Regions from separate parts of the Homo sapiens genome. Here regions 2, 3, 4, 5, 6 and 7 are each linked to region 1. A link is a contact called in ENCODE Hi-C or POLR2A ChIA-PET data. All regions are on one chromosome and are shown on one strand. Each heading gives the region's core, a stretch centred on a gene start or an enhancer-like site at or near the end of the contact. The rest is flanking DNA. Distances are from core to core; before and after follow the strand shown. Region 1 holds the start of ATG16L1 (autophagy related 16 like 1). Region 2 overlaps GIGYF2 (GRB10 interacting GYF protein 2). Region 3 holds the start of UGT1A5 (UDP glucuronosyltransferase family 1 member A5). Region 4 holds the start of UGT1A6 (UDP glucuronosyltransferase family 1 member A6). Region 5 overlaps GIGYF2 (GRB10 interacting GYF protein 2). Region 6 holds the start of SNORC (secondary ossification center associated regulator of chondrocyte maturation). Region 7 overlaps NGEF (neuronal guanine nucleotide exchange factor).

What was found. Hi-C counts contacts between places; a loop is a spot of excess contacts on that map. ChIA-PET counts read pairs that join two places held with the same protein, here RNA polymerase II (POLR2A). Pooled maps may share reads with other maps.
Region 2: a pooled map shows a loop between it and region 1 (4-fold over the local background). The contact joins the enhancer-like site here to the promoter of ATG16L1 in region 1. A Hi-C loop is called at or near these places in 4 of 37 single-sample maps with no recorded cell type and 6 of 50 pooled maps. POLR2A ChIA-PET finds 5 or more read pairs at or near these places in 2 of 52 experiments (OCI-LY7 and activated naive CD4-positive, alpha-beta T cell).
Region 3: a map of dorsolateral prefrontal cortex shows a loop between it and region 1 (6-fold over the local background). The contact joins the promoter of UGT1A5 here to the promoter of ATG16L1 in region 1. A Hi-C loop is called at or near these places in 2 of 168 maps with a recorded cell type or tissue (dorsolateral prefrontal cortex and naive thymus-derived CD4-positive, alpha-beta T cell) and 7 of 50 pooled maps. POLR2A ChIA-PET finds 5 or more read pairs at or near these places in 1 of 52 experiments (BJ).
Region 4: a loop to region 1 is called in a map of PC-9, with 4 times the contacts of the local background. The contact joins the promoter of UGT1A6 here to the promoter of ATG16L1 in region 1. A Hi-C loop is called at or near these places in 1 of 168 maps with a recorded cell type or tissue (PC-9). POLR2A ChIA-PET finds 5 or more read pairs at or near these places in 1 of 52 experiments (BJ).
Region 5: a loop to region 1 is called in a map of CD8-positive, alpha-beta T cell, with 5 times the contacts of the local background. The contact joins the enhancer-like site here to the promoter of ATG16L1 in region 1. A Hi-C loop is called at or near these places in 11 of 168 maps with a recorded cell type or tissue (CD14-positive monocyte, CD8-positive, alpha-beta T cell, PC-9 and 8 more), 4 of 37 single-sample maps with no recorded cell type and 20 of 50 pooled maps. POLR2A ChIA-PET finds 5 or more read pairs at or near these places in 6 of 52 experiments (HEK293, T-cell, activated CD4-positive, alpha-beta T cell and 2 more).
Region 6: a map of dorsolateral prefrontal cortex shows a loop between it and region 1 (3-fold over the local background). The contact joins the promoter of SNORC here to the promoter of ATG16L1 in region 1. A Hi-C loop is called at or near these places in 4 of 168 maps with a recorded cell type or tissue (PC-3, dorsolateral prefrontal cortex, endothelial cell of umbilical vein and 1 more), 6 of 37 single-sample maps with no recorded cell type and 10 of 50 pooled maps. POLR2A ChIA-PET finds 5 or more read pairs at or near these places in 2 of 52 experiments (PC-9 and activated T-cell).
Region 7: a pooled map shows a loop between it and region 1 (3-fold over the local background). The contact joins the enhancer-like site here to the promoter of ATG16L1 in region 1. A Hi-C loop is called at or near these places in 3 of 37 single-sample maps with no recorded cell type and 3 of 50 pooled maps. POLR2A ChIA-PET finds 5 or more read pairs at or near these places in 1 of 52 experiments (activated naive CD4-positive, alpha-beta T cell).

What each region holds. Positions count from the first base shown.
Region 1 is chr2:233,249,855-233,253,580 of GRCh38, reverse strand. It overlaps ATG16L1 (autophagy related 16 like 1), which reads right to left and starts at 1,908. Exons shown (of 18, transcript NM_030803.7): 1 at 1,639-1,908. The coding sequence starts at 1,753. RefSeq lists an enhancer at 1,621-2,320.
Region 2 is chr2:232,778,439-232,782,164 of GRCh38, reverse strand. The region is part of intron 8 of GIGYF2 (GRB10 interacting GYF protein 2); the gene reads right to left. Among named protein-coding and RNA genes, the nearest start is that of KCNJ13, 3.7 kb to the right of the region's middle. RefSeq lists a silencer at 1,852-2,146. Within about 2 kb of position 2,009, at least 4 of the 41 ENCODE cell types and tissues checked have a DNase peak (open chromatin) inside an H3K27ac peak, as active enhancers do.
Region 3 is chr2:233,710,784-233,714,509 of GRCh38, reverse strand. UGT1A5 (UDP glucuronosyltransferase family 1 member A5) reads right to left here and starts at 1,603. Exons shown (of 5, transcript NM_019078.2): 1 at 652-1,603. The coding sequence starts at 1,518. All of the region lies in intron 1 of UGT1A8 (UDP glucuronosyltransferase family 1 member A8), which reads right to left. The region is part of intron 1 of UGT1A10 (UDP glucuronosyltransferase family 1 member A10); the gene reads right to left. The region is part of intron 1 of UGT1A9 (UDP glucuronosyltransferase family 1 member A9); the gene reads right to left. It also overlaps UGT1A7, UGT1A6 and UGT1A. RefSeq lists enhancers at 899-1,399, 1,400-1,900.
Region 4 is chr2:233,691,088-233,694,813 of GRCh38, reverse strand. It overlaps UGT1A6 (UDP glucuronosyltransferase family 1 member A6), which reads right to left and starts at 1,924. Exons shown (of 5, transcript NM_001072.4): 1 at 949-1,924. The coding sequence starts at 1,809. The region is part of intron 1 of UGT1A8 (UDP glucuronosyltransferase family 1 member A8); the gene reads right to left. The region is part of intron 1 of UGT1A10 (UDP glucuronosyltransferase family 1 member A10); the gene reads right to left. The region is part of intron 1 of UGT1A9 (UDP glucuronosyltransferase family 1 member A9); the gene reads right to left. It also overlaps UGT1A7 and UGT1A. RefSeq lists enhancers at 2,572-3,178, 3,179-3,726.
Region 5 is chr2:232,837,171-232,840,896 of GRCh38, reverse strand. It overlaps GIGYF2 (GRB10 interacting GYF protein 2), which reads right to left. Exons shown (of 29, transcript NM_001103146.3): 23 at 926-1,048. Among named protein-coding and RNA genes, the nearest start is that of SNORC, 31 kb to the left of the region's middle. Within about 2 kb of position 2,161, at least 16 of the 41 ENCODE cell types and tissues checked have a DNase peak (open chromatin) inside an H3K27ac peak, as active enhancers do; they include CD14-positive monocyte, CD8-positive, alpha-beta T cell and PC-9, where a contact is called at or near this core.
Region 6 is chr2:232,868,278-232,872,003 of GRCh38, reverse strand. SNORC (secondary ossification center associated regulator of chondrocyte maturation) reads right to left here and starts at 1,740. Exons shown (of 3, transcript NM_001394206.1): 1 at 1,590-1,740. The coding sequence starts at 1,662.
Region 7 is chr2:232,954,114-232,957,839 of GRCh38, reverse strand. All of the region lies in intron 3 of NGEF (neuronal guanine nucleotide exchange factor), which reads left to right. Among named protein-coding and RNA genes, the nearest start is that of NGEF, 57 kb to the left of the region's middle. Within about 2 kb of position 1,864, at least 3 of the 41 ENCODE cell types and tissues checked have a DNase peak (open chromatin) inside an H3K27ac peak, as active enhancers do.

The sequences.
Region 1 (3,726 bases), core at 659-3,158:
TGAGGTCAGAAGTTCAAGATCCGCCTGGCCAACATGGTGAAACCCTGTCTCTACTAAAAATACAAAAATTAGCTGGGCGTGGCGGTGCTTGCCTATAGTTCCAGCTACTAGGGAGGCTGAGGCAGGAGGATCTCTTGAACCTGGGAGGTGGAGGTTGCAGTGAGCTGAGATCACGCCACTTGCACTCCAGCCTAGGTGACAGAGCAAGACTCTGTCTCCAAAAAAAAAAAAAAAAAAAAACAAAAAAACCCAGTCTCACCATTAACCTGCTGTGCAACCTCAGAAGTTACCTAATCTCTCTTGGCCTCAGTTCCATGTGTGAAAATGGCAATAACAGTTCCTGCTTCATACACAGAATTTTGGGAAAGATAAAATAACACATGCAAATACTTACCACAGTACTAAAATTTGTCTGCACAGTAGTCATTTGGGAAGCATCAAAAAACACTGATAACTTGGCATGCAGTTCTAGGCTTAATCTCACACAAACACAAACACACACACACTGATACTTGTGTACTGTGATACTTGTGATTTAGTTGGTCTGGGGTGTGGCTTGGGATTTGTAATTTTTTAAAGATCCATAGGTGATTCTAATGTGGAGCTAAGTTTGAGAACTACTGATTTTGCACAATCAGAATGCAATATAAGGTAGCAATTATTATTCTGAATATCATCAACAGCATAACTTGAGAAAGTCGTCAGGTTTACTTTCAGACGCAGATGGAACCACCTTAGGACCATTATAATTTAGGTAAAGGTACAAACATTTTTGTACCCTTAAGCTGCAAGCAGTAAGGGGAAAGAAAACCACCTCTTTCATACTGAAGATTTCAGTAACAGTAAAGGTTCTGTCCCGCCTAAAAGATATTACGATATTAACACCAAGGTGGGGCCGGGCTCGGTGGCTCACGCCTATAATCCCAGCACTTTGGGAGGCCGAGGTGGGAAGATCGTTTGAGCGCAGGAGTTGGAGACCAGCCTGGGAAACACAGTGAGACCTCGTTCCAAAAAATTTTTTTTTAAAAAAATTAGCCGACCGTGGTGAAGCGCGTCTGTAATCCCAGCTACTCGGGAGGCTTAGGTGGGAGGATCACTTGATCCTGGGAGTTTGAGACTGCAGTGAGCCGTGATCTCCGCCACTGCACTCCAGGCTCGGCGACACAGCAAGACCCTGATCCCCTATCCCGTTTCCCCGCAAAAAAAACCACCAAGGTGGAGTAAGGGAAGTAAGTTTGAGGAATCAAAGGCCACCCGTTCCAGTGCATTGAGAAGGCAATGTTAATTCTGCGACTGAAAGTCAACGACCGTTTCATTAACATGACCCCATAGATGGGATGTTTCTGGGACCTATTTAAGTGCATAAGCATTGTATGAGCTACTGGGATTTACAAATACAAACACGAACTGTGCCTCCCCACAAAGATCGTACAATTTAATAGGGAAAATCCTCCAAAGATAAAACGCAGGTTAGAAAAAACATTTAAAAGGCGTGCGGCGTCCCAAGCGCGGGTTACCCGGGGCGGCCGCCATGCGTGCGGGCGGCGCCAGGGACTCGGCCTCAGGTTCCCGCTGACGCCCCGCATGCCTCCGCGGGGCCCGCCCGCCCCACTCCCAGCCCGCACCGGCGCCGCTCACACTGCAGGATGATCTCCTCGAACGCCTGTCTCTGCAGCCGGTCCCGGCGCCTCAGTTGCTCCGAGATGTGGCGCTTCCAGCGGGGGAAGTCAGCGGCGCGGAGGCCCGACGACATGTCACTTGCTGCCCCGGCACCTCAGCGCCACCAATGCGAGCGAGGGCTGACGGCCGCAGCCTGCAGCATGAAGCAACCAGCAGAAGCGGGAATGCCGGCAATCCCGGAGCTCACCTCCACACACTGGCAGTCCCCGAGGCCATCCGGGACGGTCTTCCGGCTCATGCCGGAAATGATTTTCGAGAGGGCCGGAAGACCCGCCCCCTCACCCGAAGCACGGGCTCAGGAGCCGGTGCCTACGCAGGGCGCTCGCTAGTGACGCCAGCCTGTAGCCGGAAGCGTCAGCTGCAGAGAGGTGGCCGCTTGGGGGCGTCCGGGCCCTGCGCAAGGCCCAGCGCCGGGCGGGAAGGAGGCAGGAAAGGGGCCGTTTCCGCCTGACTGCTTACTTTTCTTTTGCTGCTTTTCAACCCTTTTCGTGTTTTTTTTCTTGGCCTGTCTCCCCCCACTTTTATTTTTAATCGCAGTTTAGGAACAAATGGGGTTCCCTCCATAGTAGCTCTGTGGCTGTGGATGAGTGACAGCCTACCTAAGCCTCAGTTGTCTCATCTGTAAATGGGGACAGTAATGATACCTACCTCAGAAGGTTGTCACGAATAGTAAAAAGAAAAACCCATGTAATGCAGTCAGCACTGTGCTTGGTACAGGGGAAACCTAAGTTTACAAAGACACCTGGTGTCTTCCCAAGGCCTACCCTGACAGCAGGAGCATTGCCATCTTGGACAACTGCCACCATTTTAAGTTCCCCTTGATTAAGAAACTGCCTAAATCCAACCCAAAAACATCAGCCTAATGGCTAATGTCAGCATAACCAGAAACATTCCAACCCTAAGATAAACCCACTTCCAACCAGAAACATGCCAACCCAGAGATAGCCTCCCCTCCGGCCAGAGACTTTCCAACCCTGCAATAAACTTTCCCTCATACAGAAACATTACGAACCTGCAATAAGCTCACCGCTTCGTAAACCCTTAAACACCCTTAGTGTGTAAGAGAAAACGCTCCTGACCAAAATCGACAAGAAGCCCCTCTCAGGTTTATTCTCCAAAATAAACCTGTCTTTGATTGTTAAGCTGCTTTTCGTGTTTCTTTCTTGTTTCTTAACTCTTACATACCTGAAGTCAGGGTGCGTTGGGAAGAGTGTCCCACTGAACTTGGAAACAGGTTTTGTGGTTTGTTTGGGGTTTTTGTTTTTGTTTGCAATGGAGAAGAGAACTGGAAACGGGAGCTAAGAAAGATGTGAATTGTGTATCAGAGTTTGTCTTCATTGTTAGAATCCTAGAAATTGTGGCCTGACAATAAATGGAGCCTTAGAAGGTAATCTGAGGCTGTAGATGTTGAAAGGGGGAGATGAAGACACACTGGCTCCTGAGAAAGTTGTGTCTGTGAACAAGCTCAGTAGAATGGAAAACCCAGTTCTGTAATAGAGTTGCTGGAGCTCCATCTGCCTTTAACAATTAGTGAATTTACTGCATGAAAATGGAGCCAGACAAAGTAGTTGGCCAAAAGAGGAAAGGAATATCAGAAACTACCTTCTCTTCCAGTGTGTCTCAAGTCCAGAGGAAGGTCCTTCAGAGACAGATAAGAAGAACTTAGGCTGAGGAGAGGAGGACAGTCAGGCTTCTAGCACTGTAGTTGAAGATGGTTCACTGGTAGTCAGTATTGAGTGGACCTGAAGTCGTTGGAAGGATCCAATGGGATCAGAAATAGAAGTGACTTCCTCACACGCTGAAGAAAATGAAAAAGTTCTGAAAGTGACCGAGAATGCCTTCAAATGCAGCAGTGGCACCACCCTTAAAAGACCATTACACCAAATCTTGACAGTTGAGCATGTTAATTTCCCACATTTATGATTAAAATATGTTTCCAAGGTTGGGCATGGTGGCTCACACCTGTAATCCCAACACTTTGGGAGGCCAAGGTGAGAGGATCACTTGAGCTCAGGAATTTGAGACCAACCAGCCTGGGCAACATGA
Region 2 (3,726 bases), core at 760-3,259, 470 kb after region 1:
GTTTTACTCAAACATCTAGCAACCATTAAATGACTCACTCCTTTACTGACAAACACAATTAGAGACACAGGATTAAAAACAAAGATAAGGCTGAGACATAGCACCTGATCCCCAGGTCCATGGACACACATGTAAATAAATAACCTTATTCAGTTGGCAAAATGTGTTAATGTATCTTATCTGATCTTCATAATAACCACAAGAGATTAAGTCAACCATCATTAACTCTCTTGCTTCTGCAAGGATAGGGATACCAGTAAGGTGGTTTCCCAAGGCCACACAGCTGAGTCATAATCAAATCAGAAACAGAACCTAGGCAGTGTTCAAACTCCTAACCCATGGTTTATTTCTACACTAAGTGATTCTTAATGGTTCACTCATAAATTTGACCCATTGGAAGCAGCCAGAAATTCTAGAGAAACTGAAATGGGAAGACAGAGATCTGGGATTTAAGTATAACAAGCTAAAAGGGTGGTAGACAAATCATGCATGGTACATTTAAGGAAAGTGTCAACATCTCTAAAAAGGGGAGACATAGAACTAAATTTGTTTTCATCTTCCCACAGAATGATTTCAAAATGCATGCTCCTGAAAAAAAAATGGTTAAGACCAACTTCTTCAATATAAAAATTTTATTCTAGAAATTATTTAGAAGGTGACTTCAGTCACAAAAATACACATTTCCAATTACTACTAATATAACTAAAAATTATACTGCATCTAAGCAATCCCCAAAAATATTAAAATAAATCCCTTCTAACCAAATTGATTACAGATTTACTTGTGTAAATTTGGATGGGTGGGTGGGTGGGAGTGCCAAGGAGACCATTATCTTTATAAGTTGTGTGTGTGTGTGTGTGTGTGTGTGTGTGTGTGTATTCCTGATATAATTTAAAATAAATAACAGGTCAGGCATGTTGGCTCATGCCTATAATCCCAGCACTTTCAGAGGCCGAGGCGGGCAGATCACCTGAGGTCAGGAGTTCGAGACCAGCCTGGCCAACATGACAAAACCCCGTTTCTACTAAAAGTACTAAAAATTAGCCTGGCCTGGTAGTGTGCGCCTGTAGTCCCAGCTACTCAGGAGGCTGAGGCAGGAGAATCACTTGAACCCGGGAGGTGGAGGTTGCAGTGAGCCGAGATTGTGCCACTGCACTCCAGCCTGGGCAACACAGCAAGACTCCGTCTCCAAAAATAATAATAATAAAATAAACATAAATAAATAATAAATATTAAAGTCATTCATGGGCAGTTTAGAAGATGACATCTAAGTTCCCTTCACGTCTAAAAATTCCAACAATTCATAGCAACGGAGACTAAAATGAGTGAGAGACAGTTACATGGCCCTTCTCAGCATTCAAAATCAAAGGCTTCCTCCTTCTGTAACGTCAGCACCATGACAAAGTTGACTAACCAAATACTGTATTTCAGTTGACTTACTTTTAAAATCTTAACAGATTTACAAACAAGATGATTTTAAAGTAAACCTTATTGAATTATTTACAAACTCATGCCTGAACCAAATATTCTTAATCTACAGTCAATGAATGAGCTCAGGGCTGTGAATCCTTGCACTGGACATGCACTTTGTGCTGGCATGCTTTCTTCTTCTTTCAGGGAAAAGGGTCTACAGCTTTCGTCAGAATTTTAAAGGTGTCTGTGACCCTCAAAAGGCAAAGAAACACAAATTTTAAATGTATTTTTTTCCATTCAATATAGCAAACATGACTATGAGGAAAACGATATATTTTATGTCCTTACGTTAAAAGCAAATTATGTAAAGGTGCTAAAATACATACGTACTACATATACAATTTCCCCAGTGGCAATAAATACTTGGTTGTTTCAATCTTAGTTTATTAAGTCCAAATAGGATTCATCTAAAAATTAAATTAAATTAAAATGCAGTGTTAGTTTTTGCCTGGTCTAACTGAGTGGACTTCCTAAGGAGAAAGAGCAGTAAAAGGGCACCTGTGTGCATGTTTGACCCACGGCCAAAAATAGTGTTTATGGAAAACTTCAGATGGAGCAAAGAGGCACTCAGCCAACAAAATCTACAGCTGTGAGACTTGGAGCTTACAAGTGCCCAATCTCCACAAGCTCCACAAGCAAAAGTGGAATTATGGGACAGACTTTGAAGCTTGTTTATGTGCAAATTTTTTAAGGAGTGACTTTGTATTACTCTGTTCAGATATATATTATCTGATCAACACCAAAAAAAAATCTAACACCAAAGAAAATGGTGAAAGGGCATCCCACTCAAGTGTTGATATTTACCACCCCTCTCCCCTACAATTACTTATAAACAAAACTCAGGGTGGCTAGGACAGAGCAGTTTAACTTCTGTACCCAGAGAGTTACGACTTTCTCCCTGAGGAATAAATAACCTGCTCAGCTGGTTAACAAGAGTCCTGAAAAAACAGCAGAGACTGGAGAAACTGCAGTGTATCAGAATCTCTGAAAAAGGTCCTCAGGCCATCTGAATATGTACCACAACCCTACAGCCCTCATGCTCAGCTGTCTGCTGGTACATACCCAGAGGCTGCCTGAAATCTGTGGGAAGGCAATTCGTAGTTGGCTTGGACATGTGGAAATGGAAAGAGACTAGGCATCTTCAAAAGAAAGCCAAGTACACTATGTAAGCAAGAACATGGAGACCAGAGCTAACGTTTTAAAGCTGTGAGATTACCTACTTACATAGGCCAGAAATCGCACTCCAACTGAAGATTTTACTGTTCTCAAGAAAAATGTGATACATTTATAGATATATAGTGAATTATTTCAGTCAGAAAGAAAATCAAATGCCTTTAGGGACAGAGGACTAGATTTAATACAGGATAATTAACCAGGTCTTGGTACCTTGTTTAATTTAATCATTATAATTTTGGAGACACAATCCATCAATCTATGAACAGGTATTTACCATTTATGTTCATTCACCGAAGAAATGTTTTAGAGCCATCTCCAATTACCTTACTGTGAAACAGCTACAACAGAAATAACAAATTGTCTAGATGGGAAGGACCATGAGTTTCTGGGTGAAGGTGGCATATCATCTGTGCCAATATCCGTGTCATCTCAGTGAAGGAGCCCCAGGAAACACCACCCCAAAATATACTGCTTTGGTATGCTCATTACTGCAAACTGAGAGAACTTAGGGAACAGCAAGCACAGGGAGGGGCCTTCTCTGATGCCCCCTTATCTCAAAAAATTCCTTTGTCCCCTCCCTAGAATTTCATCAATCAGGGAAGATTAACCTTATCACATAAGAGATTAAAAGGTCTAGTAGCGTTCTTCCTCAAGTTAATTTTCAATACCTGAAAGACTTTATCTCAATAACTAGACAACTTTTGTTCATCATACATTTCCTCCCCTCATTTTCCCACAGCTTGTCAATACCTTCCCCCAGGACCTCCACATCCCTATTCCAATGCTATAAGAACTTCAATCATCTGGTCCTTCCTCAAGTCTCATGTTTTGTGGGACTCTTGTGCATAAGGATGTAAACTGTTTTTCTTCTGTTAAGTCTACCTACTGTTGCTTTATATTATAGACTCAATTATCAAACCTTCAAAAGGAAGAGAGAAGGTCTTCTCTCTCCCCTACACCAGCTAACCTGGTAACTTCAACCAGAAATGACTTTAAATGCTCAGGCTATTGTAATGGGAGAGCTATGCTCCTAAGTGGGCACTTCAGAGCTGGTCTACAATATTCACAGCAGTAGGA
Region 3 (3,726 bases), core at 354-2,853, 460 kb before region 1:
GAATTTTTTTTAAGTAGTGTCTTCACAAGAAACATTCTCCTATTACAATCCAACACTCCCTCTCTGGAAACTGAACTCTGTGTTTCATTCTCTGATCACAGACATCCATTGCACCTACATTGGCCCAATTCCACTGAACTGAGTCAACTTCTTTGAAACCTCTACTTCCTCTGAGTGCTTAGGTCTCCTGTGGTCACCTCTCTATCTTTTGCAAGATGGGACCACTAAAAATTGTCACGTCAACAATTGTAAATTTCTATTCCTTCCTCCTTTCTACTGAAAATCTTGCCAGCAAGATTGGATGGATCAGTTCTCAGTGTAGTGTCCCTGCTCCTGCCCAGCTGAAGCACATCCACAGCCATGAAGATGGTGCTTTTACAAACGAACAGTCTCCGTGAGTCACACCACTCTTGCCCATCCTTTGACAGATCCTCGTCCCTGCCTCTCCTTCCTCTCAGTGGCCATTGAAACCCTGAACTGCACTACCATTGACCCTTTAAAAGTTTATCTCACTGAAGACTATTACAACAATGAGAAGCAGAAATGAAATCTTTGGAAAGATAAGTAGATATGGAAGCACTTGTAAGTAAATACATTTTTTAAAAAGTGTTTTGCCTGGAACATTGATTGGATAAAGGCACCAATACAGACCTGAGATAGTGGCTTCCCGTTGGCACAGTTGATGCCCCCAATGAAGACCATGTTGGGCATGATCGGCCTGGGGTAATCCATCACAAAGTCCCCTCGGAACAGCCACACAGATGCATGGCTGACAAGATCCACCACTGACACCTCTCTCTGAAAAAGCTCAGAGGCAAGGCTTGCATAAGGAGCAGAAACAGCATGGCAAAGGTAGGACAGGGCCAGAGGGTAGAGCATGTTCTTGACCCTTTGCAGGAATGTCATGTGGTCTGAATTGGTCGTTAGTAATCTAGGAATATAGGAGGAAGGGTTTGGACACTGTGTGCCCTTAAAGTCTAAATCACATGGAATGTTCCTCAAGAAAAACACAGCAGGAATCGACAGGTACTTAGCCAGCACCGCCGCGCAGAGGTGAAAGGGGTCTGTTAGAACCACATCAAAGGAAGTAGCATGCAGGTGCCTGATCAGGGCCTCATTATGCAGTAGCTCCACACAAGACCTATGTATGATCAAAGACATATTGTTCATAATTGCCATTCTTCTAGAAAATTTCATCAGAAGATGTTCTGTTTCAAAGAACGATTGAGTGTGACCCAGCAAAAGGCGATCAAATTCGTCCTGGGTCCATGAAATGGCATACGTTGTCAGGGTGAAAAAGTTCTCTTCTTTGATGTACATATTCACCTCCAGGGTGAGGACCACCACCTGGTGGCCTCTCGCATGGAGGTCCCGCAAGGCCTCCCGCATGCTGAGCCAGTGGCTGCCATCAGTGGGCACCACCAGCACCTTCCCACTCTCAGCCCAGGGCTGGACACTGAGGAGAAGCAGCAGTCCTGTGGCCAGCTGCGGCAGGGGAACCTGGAGTCCTGTGGCCATCTCAGCAGAAGCCACCGACAGCTGACTGTCCACCCCACGTTGTGCCTCCTAGAATTGTTTCCTTCGTCTTAATTACCTTGTCACTGAGACACCTAGCAAATCAACATGTAATTGAAGACAGAGTGCCCTCCTCCAGTTACTTATTACCCGTTAATCTATAATTGTCTTGCATTATGGGCCCCACCCTGGGAAAGACCGATCACTCCTATCTTGAAAAACTCATCTGACCTTGCGCTCGCTCTGGGGAACATCCAAGTTCAAGCTCTTGTTTCTCATTCAATTCCCAACACAAGGCTGTGAACCCCCATTTCATGTCACTGTCTCCTACTTCTCTCTTAACCACGTTTATCAGGCTGCAGCTGAGGTCTGAGGAGTCACCATTGCCCTAGTCCCCAACCATATGGTCTCTGCTGGATGTGACCCTATTTGCTAACTCTTAATACTCTTTCTTCCCACATATGGGTAACACAGCACATCCAAAATGCAGACAACATTGCTAAGCCAGCTTTCTTTAAACAGGGAGTGGGGAGGCTGGCTATCTGGTTTTGGTCGTTTTTCACACCAGGATATTTCTTGTAAAGCTCAAAGAGGACTCTCTCTGAAGTGGCTGTCAATATAAAAAAAGCTGCAGGGAGGCTGAGCTCAAGATGTGATGATCAGATTCTTGGAAAGGCTTTGTTGAGGATTCTCCATCTACACCATGGAAGAAGAGGTGCTGCTGTCTAAAGCACACATGTGCAAGACAACCCTAGCAAAGACCCATGGTGGGTTCAGGGAGCTCCTGCTCACCAAGGGACCGGGGGAGCTGGAGCCTGGCCTCAGATCTTGCACAGTCTGAATTCCTCTTCTGAATGCTGAAGGCTCCAGTCTTCTGCAAGTCTGCTTAGAGACTGAAGTGTCCATTCATCCAGGCCTTTATTTCATCCTGAAGATTATGGTCAGGCTTTTTTCCAAGTCAATCCAGCACCAAGTTCTGATAAGAATGGTTCCTCCAGAACAGAATAATTTGTGGGGGCTCTAGTTCAAATTTCAAAATGGAGAATTAAACGTGTGCCTTTCTAATGGAGAGACCCTGAGCACTCACAATGGTCTCACGCCCATGAGACTCGTCCTGCTCCAGAAAGTCACTCATACTTGTGCTTGGCAAGATTGCTGACGCCTCCTTGTCCTGGTCGCCCCAGGATGATGTGGGCAGGCTCTCTGGGCTGTGCACACTTTCTATCTCACTTCCTCTGTGTCTACATGCCTGGCCGTGTCTGCCATTGCTGGTGAAGCTGAGGCTTCCCTTAGGGAGGAAGTTACCCCCATTAGAAATCCACATTGATAATAGATTCCACCTTTGGACAGAACCCATGGGACAGGCAGCGAATGGAGCTGTCCACCAGAGGGCGCAGGCAGGAAGGCACAGAGAAGGCAGGCCTGCAAGGGCTTTGGGAACTCTCCAGGGGAGGATGATTCCCGGGGAGTTGTGAGGACACAGAGCGCTAGAAAGGGATTCTCAGCTGTGGGTGCAACATCTCAGCCTCTGAACTATTCCTCCAACCCCCTTAAAACTGTATGCATCCTAAGCACCCTCCTGATGAGCCCGGGGTGAGGGTGGAACACACCTGGGAGGGTGCTCTCACCACATTCAGGGGGCTCCCCTGTTCTATCTCCATGCAGTGGTGTTTTGTTTAGACACCAATGTCATCTAATTTCTACTCCCACGTCTAGGACTCCTAGACCCTGGGGAGGCCCATGTATCTTGGAAGATGGTGGTGCCTTCAGCGACATGGGAGCACTGGGGAGAGCAGGACTGTGGGGAGGGAGTAGCTCATATTCCTGGTGCCCAGGAAATAGGAGGAGCAGCCCAAGGCATCAGCTTCCAGGGTCTGGAGATGAGGAGGGGTCTGGGCTGCACAGATAGACTTGGAGCCATCAGCATAAGTGGTGATTGAAGCCATGGGTGTCAGTGAGGTCACCCCAGAAAAATTCAGAGATAGAAAAAGGCATCCAATAGCCTGATCTGAATGATTGTATATTCCCCTCTGCCAATCTCAGAGACATAAACAAAGACCTAAACAAAGACTAAGTGGTCTAAAGACCTCTTTCCACCCAAACCTACAAACTTAAACTGTTTAACTTTTTTAAAAAACATAGAAACAAATCCTCCCACCTTTTGGTAGACAAAGATTCCTTAGATAGGGCACGAGGGGTACAAAACACAAA
Region 4 (3,726 bases), core at 675-3,174, 440 kb before region 1:
CCCCAGAATCCCTGGAACCATTTCAGTTATCCCCATCCCCTCACCCTTGCCTTTTCACAGTGGCTACTGCCAACTGTTCAAATTGTTAACAGAGAAATCAGCAGGTGTAAAGAAGAGAGGTAAGGGTCTTTGGGACCTGTTTGAGGCTTTCTCTCTGATAAAAAAGGAACTGGAAAAGAAAATTGAGGCATAAAAGATAGAGGGAGTTGCCTGAAGCCCTTCAAAGTTGTAAATATTTACATTGAAATTTAAAACTCACAGATTTTTATTTTCCAAAGTAACTCTGGGCCCTTTTCCTACATGTCAGGAGGGCATCTGTAAACACTTGTCTTAGGTCAGAGGCCATACCCCTTTTGCTGAAAAGGCCAGTCAGTAAATGTGTAGGCTTTGCAGACCAAATACTTCTGTGGCACATATTCTTCATTGTTAAATTGTTTTAAAACTACAAAAACCATTCTTAGCTCTGGGCCATATAAAAACAGGTCTCAACATAAAAGGAAAAAAAAAAACAAAAAACAGGCCTTTGGGCAGATTGGGCTCACAGGCTGTAGTTCGCTGGTCCCTGGCTCAAGGTCCAGAGACAAAGCATGGGACAGAGTTGGGAAAATGGATTTTAACCTGGACCTGTTCCCTTAGTCAAGCCTTCACCTCTGTTTGAACTGGGACATTTCTAAGGCTCATTCAATGAGTATGTGACTGTCCCAGATTATCCAACTAAGCAAATCTCCTACTCTTGCCAAGCATGAGCCCTGTCTTCATCCGAATGCCTCTGTATCACTTCAGCCTCAGGTCTCCTATGTGTTCCCGCTGCTCCGAGCCGGGTATCACTTCCCCCCACCGTTTCTCCAGGAAATCCTCCAAGGGACAGTCGGCTCAAGGAGCCAAATGAGTGAGGGAGGACAGAGCCTGGAAGAAACAAGGCAGTCCAAAAGAAATAAACCCACCAACCTGAGACAAGTCTTTCCTCTTCTTACAGTTGATACCTCCAATGAAGACCATGTTGGGCATGACCGGCCTAGGATATTCAAGCACAAAGTCATATCTTAACAGCCAAACAGAGACCTTCTGATATAAGGTGATTATATCCACATCTCTCTTGAGGACAGCTGATGCGAGTTCTTCATACTTTGAAAACAGACAATAAAATAGATAGGGCTCCAACAAATTAACAAGGAAGTTGGCCACTCGTTGGGAAAAAGTCATGTGGTCTGAAAACTTTGTGTAGCACCTGGGAATGTAGGACACAGGGTCTGGGCTTCTGCTGAATGTATGCTCCAGGGAACACGGAAAACCCCTGAAGAGGTACACAGATGGTAGGCCCAAATACTCAGCCAGGATCACCCCACAGGGTAAGGCTGGGTCTGTGAAAAGAGCATCAAACTTGCTCTCCTTAAAGAAGTTCAGGGTGTCCCTGTCCTGCAGGAGGCTCTGGCAGTTGATGAAGTACAGGCCAATAACAATCATGTTATTCCTGTACTCTGTCTGAGGAGCAGTTAGGAATGATCGCTCAGCAAAGTGATTGTTTCCAAATGATTGGTAACGGTTCTTCAGCTCTTCTTGGTCATACGGCACTGGATAGATTTTTCTTGTGTAGTATTTGGATTCTTTCAAAAGCAAATTAACTTCAGGCACCACCACTACAATCTCATGACCCCGGTCACTGAGAACCTCAACTATATCCTTCATACTAAGCCAGTGGCTTCCGTCCTGAGGGACCACCAGCAGCTTGTCACCTACAACCATGCCCCAAAGTGCTAAGAAGAAAACCCCTGCAGAAATTCTCTGAAATGAGCGAAGGAGGCAGGCCATCCTGGAAAGAGTTAAAGTAACAACGGTAATAAAGAGTTTTCACTCTCCAAATCACAGGGCTCCTAGGTATTTTCCCTAAACTAACCACTGCTTTTCACAGGTCCTGTCTACCTCTCCCTTGCTCTGAATTTTACCCTTTGATATGTAAGAACCCAAATTAATATTTAACCATTTTAATCACATGGTTAATATGAACCAACTATGGCCGTGTCAGCTTTCACCTGAGCTTCTGGGTGTTTCTCTTCAGCTCCACAAGTCTGCTTCTCCCTCTCTGAAAAGTTATAGCAACACTTTGAAGATGACTTGGAGAGACCCCTGAGGACCCCCTGCCAATTCTCTATCCCGAACTTGCTGGATTCCTCATCATTGACGTTGTCTGTTATGTCCATGATGTGCGGGAATTTTTCTTGCACACGGACCTATTCTCTAACACCAGCTGGGTATCCTACAATTCAATTCCATTCTGAACTGAATTCTGAGTTAGCACGGACCCCACAGGTTAAGGGCTCAGTCCTACAAGACTGCCCTCACTTCAGACACCAATTGCAAGTAGTAGGTCCCCAGGTTACCCACAACTTCTGTCTGACTTGGCAAAAATCAGAGGTTCACACACCCTCTTTCTTGGAGTCAATCATTTGCTAGAATGGCTCACAGAACTGAAGAAAACAGTTTATTTACTAGGTTTGGTTTATTACAAAGGATATTGCAAACAATACGGATGAATAGCCAGAGGAAAAAGTACAAAGAACAAGATATGGGGGTATGGCCATGGAGCCCCATCTGCCATCTCTGGGTGCCCCACCCTCCACACCTTCAGCAACCTGAAAGCTCTCTGAACCCTGCCCTTCTGAGTTTTTATGTAGGCTTCCATACATAGTAGGCATGATTGATTAGATTGTTGCCCATCGGTGATCAAATCAATCTTCAATCTCTCTCTCCTTTCTTCCCTCTAATCGCAAGGGTTTTGTTCCCTGGCAACTAGCCCTCATCCTTAGAGACTTTACATCTCCTTTACATAAACTTAGGTGTGATCGAAAGGGATCTGTTTTGAATAACAAAAGATTCTTTGTTCACGTTTATCGCTCCCACCACTTATGGTTTCAGGAGCTGTGTCCAGGAAACAAAGACAAACATATATTTCTTATTATACATCACAATATAACAACATTCAAACTGTTACTTGCCTTTAGGAAATTAAGATTTGAGAAGTATAAGTCTAGCCAGTACGTGGTGAGAATCCTAGAGCAGGAGTCAGAAAGCCTGGTATCTGCTTCTGGCCCAGCCACCCATCTGCCAGGGGAGTGACTCCTCTCCTGAGCTTCAGGTTTCTCAACTGAGGCCCAGAAAGGGAGGGTCACACTGGCCCTGCCTGCTAACCACACTGCTGAGGGCGGTCCCAGAGCAAGACCTGTGTAGAAACTAGGCTGTCCCAGTGAGAGGTGGTACCTTGAATTACTAGAACAGACTTGCCCAGAGCTAGTCATGCACACCTGGCTGGCACGCGAGTTCCTGTTCCCACCCACAAGTTTGGCACCGGAGGTGTTCTGGGGCCCAGGAAGGGAGAAGAAGCCTGAGCAACATGATTAGAGGGGCCACTCCAAGGACAGGGCTGGCCCCCATGGGGAACATAACCAGGATGCAAATTCATTGTTCAAGGCATGCGAAGACTCAGCTCAGTCCAAGCTGGGAGCAGCCTCCCAAGAGGATTGGCAGCTTACAATGATCAAAGTCATGGGGGCGGCAGCATCTTGCTTTGAGTTCATCTAGATAGCAATAAGACTCCAGGAAGGTTGCAAAGGGAACAGAGCTCAGGTCCACCTTCTTGAGCAGGCAGACATTAGGCAGGTTTCCTTCAAAGAACAGTTCATCTAGAGGAAGAATGGCTTAAGCAAGCATGTAGGAATAGCGGGATCAAGA
Region 5 (3,726 bases), core at 912-3,411, 410 kb after region 1:
TTACATTCTCTAACAAATTGACTGCTCTACCTCAAATCATATCCACATAAAGCATCTTCAAGACTCTGCTATATTATGTCACCTTTTCAGAGGCCTTCTCAGAACACACTACCTAAATTTGGACAATCCACCACACCATCATTATCCCTGACTCCCAACACTCTCCCTACCCACCTTCCCTTGTTACCTCTCTGACACTTATCAACCTCTCATACGCTTCATTTTCTACTTTTCTCTTCTCAATCAGAGGGTCAGCTTCATGAATGCAGAAAATCTTGCCTGTTTTAGACTCAGCTATATCCCCAGACCTTAAGTGAGTAGGTACTCAGTAAACATGTGTTGAATGAATGAATGAATGAATGAATGAATGAGCACCGAATGGCATACTGAACCAAACTATGAAAATTATTCATTTTCTCCTCTCTGTCAAAAGCTGTGTTATTCCCCTTCCCTTTTATACTCTTTTGTATCCTTCCTACCCTAATGATGAACTACAGGATATACACTTAAAAGCAGAGGTACTTTATTTCTGTCACATTTTTCTAGACTAGTCAGGGAACCCAGTGTCTTTAGAGAAAAACATATTCTGCTTTCTAGACATCAGACTTATAAAAGATTATCTGCACACAACTCACCCACAATTTTGAACAACCCGTGTAGTTTTATTTATGAGGTCTTCTCAAGAACTACAGTAAAATGTTTAAGAAAACTGAACAGTTATGTTACTCAATCTTCATGTTATACCTATGAGATCCTTCACATTTGCTAGGGTAACCAAATTATGGGCTGAAGTTTAATAATGAACGTCCAATTCAGACACACAACAATTCTGACAGTAATTGTCCTCAGTAACCACTAACCCATAATGCATGCTAGATATTCTGGAACATCGCTTGACTAGATCCCTTTTACTTTAAAATTTTACCTCTTCTCGAAGCTGCCGTTCTCGTTCTTCCTCTAGTTTTTGGATTTCAGCCAACGACAGCGTGGCCTGGGACTGACATGCTGTTGTATTGGACTGCTGGCCCCACGTTGAAGAAGAAGGAAGCTAACAAAAAAGGGAAGGCCAGAAAGTTCATGAGGAAATGTGGACAGGAAACAAAGAAGCAATAATGCATTATGTATACCCAGAACAAATGCATTTCTCTCAACTCCATTTACCACATTCAATTCAAATTTCCTTCTTCATTGCTTTTACTTACTATCCTCTCAGCTTCTTTTGCTTAAGTTTTTGTCACTGCTCCAAACCTAAGTTTATTTTAAAACAACTTATAATACACATACACACTTACATTTCATCTACCTCTTGGTGACAACAAATTTGTTACATCTGGTACTGACATAAACAGCAATATACAACCATAAAGAGGAGTAAACAAAAGAATCACTAAATTGGCTTAAGGATTTTTTAATTGACGAAAGCAACAAAGGACATGATATGCTGCTGTCCAGTGAAAGTGTTAAGGACACGATTTCTGAGGGTAGCACCATGAGATTTCTCATCTCATGAGAGATGCTGGCATAGTTCTTGATCAGCCTTTATGAAAGGGAGCCACTGTTAACCAGGCTGTAGCTTCTAGTCATGAGCATTAAGCTGCTTTTAATCAATAATTTTATTTTTCCCATCCCTTAAGATTATTGACTAAAATAGAGTATAAATATCTAGGTCCTGAATATTTCAATATTCTCAAAGCCTGATTATTCTCAGAGAACCCCTTGCTCTTCCTGGCCAGAAAAAGACACACTTTTAATACTGAGGCATCAAACAAGCGAACACAATAAAAAAGAAACCTAACCAGACTTAAAAAATGTATTTAATAAAAATAATACATGAACATAGATCAAAACAAATAAAATGCCAAACAGTCCCCAAAAGAATGGACCTACAGCAGAAATCTATAACAGTGGATATTGATAGGATAAAAGGTATAAACAGTTTAAACCATCACTGATACTGCCAAACAACTCTTCAAATGAATGTCTTCAACACTACTGAACATAATCAACTCTTAACATTTTTTAGCCAATATGACAGACAATAGGGCATTTCTCTCAAAATGCACCTGCCCTGGGGTGGGGGAGGGGTGCAGAGGGAAGTTAACAAAGACTGGGGGAGGGAGGTGTTGAGAGGCAAAACTGAGCAAAAATTAACTTTGTCTCCACAGGAAATGACTCATTTGAAGGCACTATCAAGATCAAGTAAGGCAGTAGATCTCAAACTGGCAGCATAACCTGAAGGGACCTATAAAAATGTAGAGGCCCTGGCTCCACCACACCTAATCAATCAGAAGATCAGAAGGGAAGGCAGGAGAATCAGCATATTTTAATCATTCTGATGCAGCCAGTAACCACTGATGTTGTCTAAAATCACAGTAGATGTGTCACCCCATGGTAATCAGGAAACAATCTTTCAAGCCCGCTTCAGCAGAACTCAGCCAGCACTGGGAATAGAGGCAGTGCCTCCAGAAATGGCCATCTATCCTCACGGGCACCTCTGAGAATCTTCCTATTGCTGTGCCAAAATATATTTATTTTCTCTCTCCTCCCTGGCCTGACTCCCTATTTCTCTCTATATACACACACATACATATGCGTGTATATATATATATACACATGCACACACACATACACACATATACATATACATACACACGCTCTTTCTCTAGGTATATATACACACAAAATATATACTCTATATTTCATAGGTCTGTTCTACAGACCAAAGTTAAGTCTTCCTTATATAGACTTATGTCTGCTGATAGCTTTCATTTTCCTTAAGTCTTCTTTGTACATCGGAAATAATATCCCAGAGCTCTTTCAACATTGCCTCATGACACTTACCAGCCCACCCTATAATGCCCACTCAGGAGAACTGCAGTGTGTCAATCATGCTTCTCAGAACAAACTTTTGACAAATCAAAAGCAAATAGGGACCCCCGAATGCCTAATGTCCTTCATTGATTTTTAAAACTATACTCTTCTTGTTCTGCGCTGACATTGCTACCTTACATTTCAACACTGGTTTTGCTTTAAGAAATAACTGTTTCACTGTCGGAATGACAGCATGAGGAGCTGCGTGGACCTGCTCCCTGGCAAAACTGGTGAAGATCATTTTTAAAATAATCATTTAAACTCTCTGGCTGGCAGCAGGGCCCCACACCTGTAATCCCAGCACTTTGGGAGGCCGAGGCAGGCGGATCACTTGAGGTCAGGAGTTTGACATCAGCCTGGCCAACATGGCAAAATCCCATTTCTACTAAAAATAAAAAAAAAAAGTAGCTGGGTGTGGTGACGCACACCTTTAATCCAGCTACTTAGGAGGCTGAGGCCAGGAGGATCGCTTGAACTCAGGAGGCGGAGGTTGCAGTGAGCTGAGATCGTGTCACTGCACTCCAGCCTGGGCGACAGAGCCAGACCCTGTCTCAAAAAAATAAATAAAGTCTCTGGAAATACTCCTAAGGGCATACAGCAAATGAAAAAAAGTTTATTCAAGAATATTTGCTAAAACTCAGTAAGAACAGCAAGAGTTGGTGATACTTAAACCAAGACCTACTCTCCTTCTCTCCTCCCAGCTTAATGAGACAGAAACTCCACTCTAGACTGGTACAGTCAAGACACGGCTTCCCTTCTCCCCTCAGCCATCAGTCAGCAGGCTTTCTTCCTGGGAAAAGCACATCGGTGTGTCTCACCCTGATGGCAGTCACCTGTGACAAATGCTAAGTTCCA
Region 6 (3,726 bases), core at 491-2,990, 380 kb after region 1:
GCCAGGTGAGGTCCTGGCTGTCCCCAAGGCATCCTGTGGTGGCAGAGGAAGCCCACCCGCCTACAATGATTAGGGACAGTCTGGCCTGGGAACTCTGGCCGGCAGCCTGGGCCAGGAGGGTCAGCCACACAGGAGTAGGAACCTGGGCAGGAGCCACAGGCAGCCCAGGCCCAGCAGGCAGGAGCCAGGGCCTCCCCTTCGGCCCACACGGACCACCAGGCTGGAGAAGCAGCTTCTTCCCAGTGAGGGGGCTGCAAAGATCACAGCCCCAGGATCCAAGCCATGGAAGATGCCACCTTCCCCTTTAAGTCCCTTCCCCCCATCCTGGGAACACCGCATGGCTCGCCTAGGCTGGCGCCTCTTCCACCACAAGGGAGGCTGGCGCCCTCCCAGCTTGCGGGAGGAAGTAGAGTTCTGTTGAGACCACCCTGTGCCAGGGAGGGGCTCGGACCACAGAATCCACATTCGCGCTAACTGGATGTGGGGCCCATCCCAAAAGCTCCGCACGTCTGAACTCACGAGGCCTCACAGACCCCTGCAAGTGAGGCAGAGCGTGGCTGTGTCACCATCCTACAGATGACGAGAAGGCACAGAGAGGTTAAGAAACCGCCCGGTCAAGACTGAGCACACCCTGGCCTCAAGCTTCTTCCTGGGCGTCCAGGGAGAAGCCAATAGTCTCCGGTGCTCCTCGCTGTCACCCAGACCTCCCAGGGTGTGGCCGAGGGGGCCTCCCCAGGCCTGTCGTCCCCCAGAAGCTCTCCCCAGGCCATGCTCTCATGACTGCGGTCCACCTTTCTCACAGATCCACGGGCGCCCTCCAGAAGACCCAGGCTGCAGGGTCCCTGAACCCCGCTACTGTGACACAGAAGCCAGCTGCCCTTTGGTCCAACTCCCGGCCAAAAGGAGCAAAGACCACCTGTAACCCGTCTGCGCCCTTTGTCTCTCAGGCTCTGAAGCCAGCCTGGGCCAGTCTTCCCCTCTCCACAGGGCCCTTGGGAGCCTGCCAGAGGCCTCCCTCTCGTGGGACCCCAGACTCCGCCACTCTGATCTCAGTCCAGAGGTCCACACCGTTTTGCAGAGGGATCTTGGGCCTTGTATTCTCTCCCTCTCTGGAGCCTTTTCCCAGATGGGGACAGTACCTGGGTCCTCATTCTCTAAGGACGTCGCAGAAACCAGCAGGGAAGCTTTTCAAAGTAATCAGCAAGGCTCTGCACTCCTCTGGCCCCTCAGCTGCTTGTCCTGTGCCTGGTGCCCCAGCTGCCTCCCAGACCTGGGAGACTTCAGATTTTAAAGTGCTAGAGCAATACCCATGTCCCCCTCAACAGCAAAACATCCCTGGGCCTGCCCCCCAAGTTGTCCTCCTTCTCCAGAGGCCATTATCCCTCCTGCTAACAATTTCCTGAGACGTCCATCCCACACAGCTGCTGCCAGCCGGCCTCACAAGAGCTCTTCGCAGAATCACCCCAAATAGTCATCCCATCTCCTGTGAGAGGGCTTCCTCCCCAGTGAACGTTGAAGAATCTGGCCCCAAGGTAGTTATCGGCCCTGGGAGGCTAGTGGTGGCTGAGACAAGGGCCTTCACCTCTTACCTGTGAGCACCGCAGGGGCCAGAACCCCGGAGACCAGCAGCAGCGCCATGCGCAGGGCCAGACAGGATGCCATCCTGGCCGGGAGTGAGGGCAGCGGCGGGCGGGACGCACGGAGGACTGCGCTGGTTAACTTCAGGGCAGTGAGAAAGAGGCATCAAAGGGCTGGGAAGGGTTTTCATCAATGCAAACTCTGTCCTCCTGGGACATCGTGCCCGCACCTCCCCACCCCCCCGCTCCCCCCACCAACACACACACACAAGAGCTCACAGAACAGACCTGCTTTCCTGAACCTGGGAGCAGCCCCGCTCTTGGAGAGGGAAAGAGGAAATTGCCTGTGCTCTCTCTCTTTCTCCACCCCGCAACACACACACACCTCCCACATTTACTCCTGGACCACTGAAAATGAAAGGTTTTCAAGCTTTCTTGTGCAAAAGAATCACCCAGGGAACTTGAAACATGCTGCTGCCTCTGGCCACTGTGTTTCAGTGGGGCTTGGGTAGCCCAGGGAATCTGCATGTTAGTGCCTGTGGCCTGGGCTTGGGGAAATTTGGCCTGAAGCAGGCAGCACTGAGTGCAGGACGGACTCTGCTCACCTCTGGGTTCTCCATGCCTGGCCCGGAGTAGGTGCTCAGTGCTTGTTGAAGAAGGACTTTTAAAGCAGTTTTGATCCAAACCCTCAGGCAGCTCTAGTCTTTCCTAAAACGCTCCTGTTTCCTCTTTCGCTCTCTGCCTCCCTAGACCCCTGTGCACTTATGACATCCATTTCCAGGCTGGGCCTGGCTCAGAACTTAGCCCCACTGCCCACTGCTTCTCAACAGCCCCGCAGGGTATCTCACGAGCGGCTACAACTTACAGTGTCCAAAGCAAACCTTGACTCTACTGCCCCTTCCCTCACTCAGTCAGTGGAATCCCAGTTCCCCGCTCCCAGATGTTCTAGCCACACAATGAAGTCATCAAAGGTGTCTCTTTCCCTCACTTCCCACGTCTGAGCCCTCAGAGTTCTGTCAGCGCCCCCTACTTCACACCTTGATGGTTTCCCACCGCGCTAAGGGCTTGCCTCGGCCCTGCTCAGCTTCCCACCCACGAGCTCTATGTTTCAGTCCACTGGCCGTGACTAGGCTCCCCCAACAAACCCCCAGATCCTGCCTCAGGCCTTTGCATGTTCCCCTCTCCTCCCAGAAGGCAGTCCTGTGGTGATTATGTGGCCACCCCTTCCATTCAAGCCTCAGCTTGATAAGTCAGCCCCTCAATCCCCCCATCACTTCAAATTTCTTTTTAGCATGCGTATTTATATGAAATTACCTTGTACCTACCCTAACAACTTCTCCTTGCCTCCATATCCATAACTAGAATCAGGTATCAGCATTCCTAGGGAGAGCAAGCACAAAGTCTGACTTAGGAGGAAATAAGCACAAACTAAAAACTACTGTTAATTTATGCTAGCAATAAATTAGTATCAAGTTAGTAAGATACGAATTTTGCTAATTTATATTAATAGAAACATGGTGTGGGAATGAATTCTAAGGTGTCAGACTAAATAGGCAAGATGTGAGTATGACATTAGATCCGGCCACATTCTAGACAGGGGTGTGCTTAGTGAAGTCTGAATTTAATGTTTCAACCTAAGCATCTAGGAGCAGCTCTGTTTGGCTGGCTGACCAAAACCTAGGCTCAGTAAAAGCCTGGATGCTATGAGATTGAGAAGCCTAACTTAATGAAGAAGGGGATACCAATGGCTTAGTAAGAAAGGAATGTTGGGGTGGATTTATCTTTGGCGACCACACTAAGTTCTCAGTAGGTCCCATAGTACACACTATTCACCAAGACACTGCGAGATGCATTAGTGAAGACCGGCAACTTTAAAAAGATAGGTTGTGGCTGTTTTTTGTAGGCCAGAGTTGATGATGGGATCACTGATTTCAGAGGAAATAATGTGATTCTAAAGTAGCAGAGGCCAAGCGGCAGCAGAGGCCGGGTGGACGCCAACCCTGCCATGGATGGTGAAGATGAAATGACCTGGCCAGGTGCGGTGGCTCCCGCCTGTAATCCCAGCACTTTGGGAGGCTGGGGCAGGCGGATCACTTGAGGTCAGGAGTTCAAGACCAGCCTGACCAACATGGCGAAAACCCATCTCCAA
Region 7 (3,726 bases), core at 615-3,114, 300 kb after region 1:
GGAGAGATGACTGGGCTGCAGGGCAGGTGGTTCTAGGTGTGACACTGGAGGAGGACACAGTCCCAGCTCTCCCTCCCCTCCTGGGCAGAGGCCCACACCCAGAGGTGACCAGACAGGTGCAGAAACTTGCATGTGACTCAGATCTTATGGGATCACATGGACTGTCTCTGGGACTTATGACTACTTTCACATTTAACATTAATATTAGTAATAACTGAGCTGGGCATGGTTGCTGACACCTGTAATCCCAGCACTTTGGGAGACCGAGGCGGGCAGATCACCTGAGGTCAGGAGTTCAAGACCACCCTGGCTAACATGGCAAAACTCTGTCTCTACTAAAAATACAAAAATTAGCCTGGTGTGGTGGCGGGTGCCTGTAATCCCAGCTACTTGGGAGGCTGAGGCAGGAGAATTGTTTGAACCTGGGAGGCAGAGGTTGCAGTGAGTCCAGATTGCGCCACTGCACCCCAGCCTGGGAGACAGAGTGAGACTCCATCTCAAAATAATAATAATTATTAGTAGTAGTAATAATAATAATAACAGCAACAACAGGCTCTGGGGGCCTGAGCTTGAACTGTGGATTTTCTCTACCTGTAATTACATCTTTAGTTTTTAAACTCTTGACATCTTCTCCCTTGTTAAATTGCCCATTTAGATTTATTTTGCCTTATTTTGGTTATTCTAGCTTATCGTACTTATTCTTTTAATTTTCAATCTTCCTTACTTTGCCCTTTTACCTTCCTTCTTATTTTCTATTTTAATCACCTTTTAAATGTTCTCCCTTTGTGTTTTAGCTTTATCATAATTACCACTATTAAAATTCAGCACTTCTGGCTTTAATTCTTAATGCCAAATCTTTTTTCCCCCTTTAATTCTCTTTTTATCTTCCTATTTAAATTCCTAAGCTTCTGGGGCAGGGTTGGTCTTGGATTTACTGTTTTATTTCCTATTTCTTTTTAGCCATTGTCCTTCTTATGCGCTTTTATTTTGTTTACTTGACTGTTTATAACTGTAACTTTTCAGTAACCTAATTTTTTTTTTTTTTTTTTTTTTTTTTTAGATGGAGTCTTGCTCTGTCGCCCAGACTGGAGTGCAGTGGCACAATCTCAGCATCTCAGCTCACTGCAACCTCCACCTCCTGGGTTTGAGCGATTGAGCAATTCTCCTGCCTCAGCCTCCCAAGTAGCTGGGATTACAGGCACCTGCCATCATCCCCAGCTACTTTTCGTATTTTTAGTAGAGACGGAGTTTCGCCATGTTGGCCAGGCTGGTCTCGAACTCCTGACCTCAGGTATCCGCCCACCTCGGCCTCCCAAAGTGCTGGGATTACAGGTGTGAGCCACTGTGCCCAGCCTAATTCTGGTTCTTAAACTCCTATTTTATTGGTTCTATCAATACTTTATGGATAATATTAGTTAACTGTTTCTTCTGTTAGTCACAATCTTATATTGCAGCCAAATCTTTTTCTAATTCTTTTGAATTCTTAATGTAAGATGTTTACCTTATGGGCTGGCTCTGGGGAGGTGGTGAAAGCAGGGACTGATGGACCCATAAGCTTGTTTCTCTCAAATTCTCTCAAAACCCCACCTGTTCTGACCTTAGCAGGGCCCAGCCAGGTCCCTTCAGGGACAACCACTCAGAGTGGTTGAGCCCTGGATCCTCTTTATAGCAGCATGTGGCCTCGGGTAAATAAATCTTTGCTCTCCTCAAGCCTCAATTACCTCATATTTACAAGGAAAGGAGCGGCGTCTGAAACCAGCAAACACAGTAGACAGGGTCCAGCACATACAAGCACATGCTAAACTGCAGTCACGTTTGGGGGAGATTGAGGAAGGATATGTACAATACAGTTTCATTTCTGCAAAATTCAAAAACACGCCAAACTAACAAGGTAGCCAGCCCAAGATGCAAACCCTTCATCTAATATTAGAAAACACCAGAGAAGTCCCAATTGAGAAACATTCTGCAAAATATATTGGTCTGAAATCTTCACGAGTGTCAGAGTCACAAAACCAAGCAAAGGTCCTGCTTGGTGGCTCACGCCTATAATCCCAGCACTGTGGGAGGCCGAGGCGAGTGGATCACTTGAGGTCAGGAGTTCAGGACCAGCCTGGCCAACATGGTGAAACCCCGTCTCTACTACAAGTACAAAAATTAGCCAGATGTGGTGGCACATGCCTGTAATCCCAGCTACTCGGGAGGCTGAGGCACAAGAATTGCTTGAACTCAGAAGGTGGAGGCTGCGGTGAGATCGCACCACTGCACTCCAGCCTGGGCAACAGAGCGAGATTCTGTCTCAAAAACAAACCAACCAGCCAACAAACAAAAACAAGCAAAGACTGAAGAACTGCTCCCAGTTTAAGGACAGCAAAGAGCTGATCAGCAGGCTGCCATGATGATCCTAGACTGGGTCTTTTTACTCTAAAGGACATCATAGCAGACAATAGCAAAAAGCTGAATGGAGTCTGAGGGTCATTGGTGATACTATTTCAAAGCTGACTTCCTGGTTTTGATGGTTGTGTTTGGGTTATATAGGAGCTAGTCTTGGTCTAGAAAATACACACTGAAGTATTTGGGGATGATGGGATGTCAGGTCGGCAGCTGACCCTCCAACGGCTCAGGAAAAGTTTCTAAAAAGTTATTTGTACTGTACTTTACTTGCAATTTTCAGTATTCTTTTAAAATGTAAAAAACAATTAATATCTTGAAGGAAAAAAGACTGCAAGCTCTGGAGGGAGACTCCCAGACTTGACCTTAGGCAGGTTATTTCGGCTTTCTCTGCCTCAGTGTCCTCATCTTAAGTTGGGGAGAGTTAGAATATGAATAGGCGTATTACGAAGAAAAAGTAAGCTGTTATCCGTAAAGTGCTGAGAACAGTGATCGGCCCCCAACGTGCGTGACCTGTTACTATGTCTCGATGGTTGGAAAGTGTCCTCACCACAGGCCCTTTGCACCTGCTGTTCCCCCACCCACACTGGTGCCTGGATAGTTTCTATTCATCCTTCAGTTCTCATTTAGCTTCTTCTGCAAAGCCTTCCTCAACCTGCCACCCTTCCTTCATGCTTCCTGCCTCAGATGGCATTAGGAGCTCCTCTCTTTTTTTTTTTTTTCTTTTGAGACGGAGTCTCGCTCTATCACCCAGGCTGGAGTGCAGTGGCGTGATCTCGGCTCACTGCAAGCTCTGCCTCCCAGGTTCACTCCATTGTCCTGCCTCAGCCTCCCGAGTAGCTGGGACTACAGGCACCTGCCACCACGCCTGGCTAATTTTTTGTATTTTTAGTAGAGACGGCGTTTCACCGTGTTAGCCAGGATGGTCTCGATCTCCTGATTTCACGATCCGCCTGCCTCAGCCTCCCAAAATGCTGGGATTACAGGTGTGAGCCACTGCGCCCGGCTGGAACTCCTCTCTTAAGCTCCCACAGCATCCTACAATATCTCATCACCTAGATTAAAATGTCATTTTCTGGCAACTTATCCATCTTTTCTATTAGACAATAACTCCAGGGCTGGGCTGGTATCTTATTCACTGTCATATCCCCAGGCCTAAGACAGTTAATGAATGAATGAAAGCCTGGATACCCACCTCCCCTGTCAGAGAGAATAGAATAAAGCACCCTCCTTTAAGTCAAGGGTGTGATTCCAGGGCCCAGCTTGAGAGGGCTCCATTCACAGGGTCATCTATGTAAAAGATACCCCCGTAGTTGGACAGTGCACACCCTGAACTGC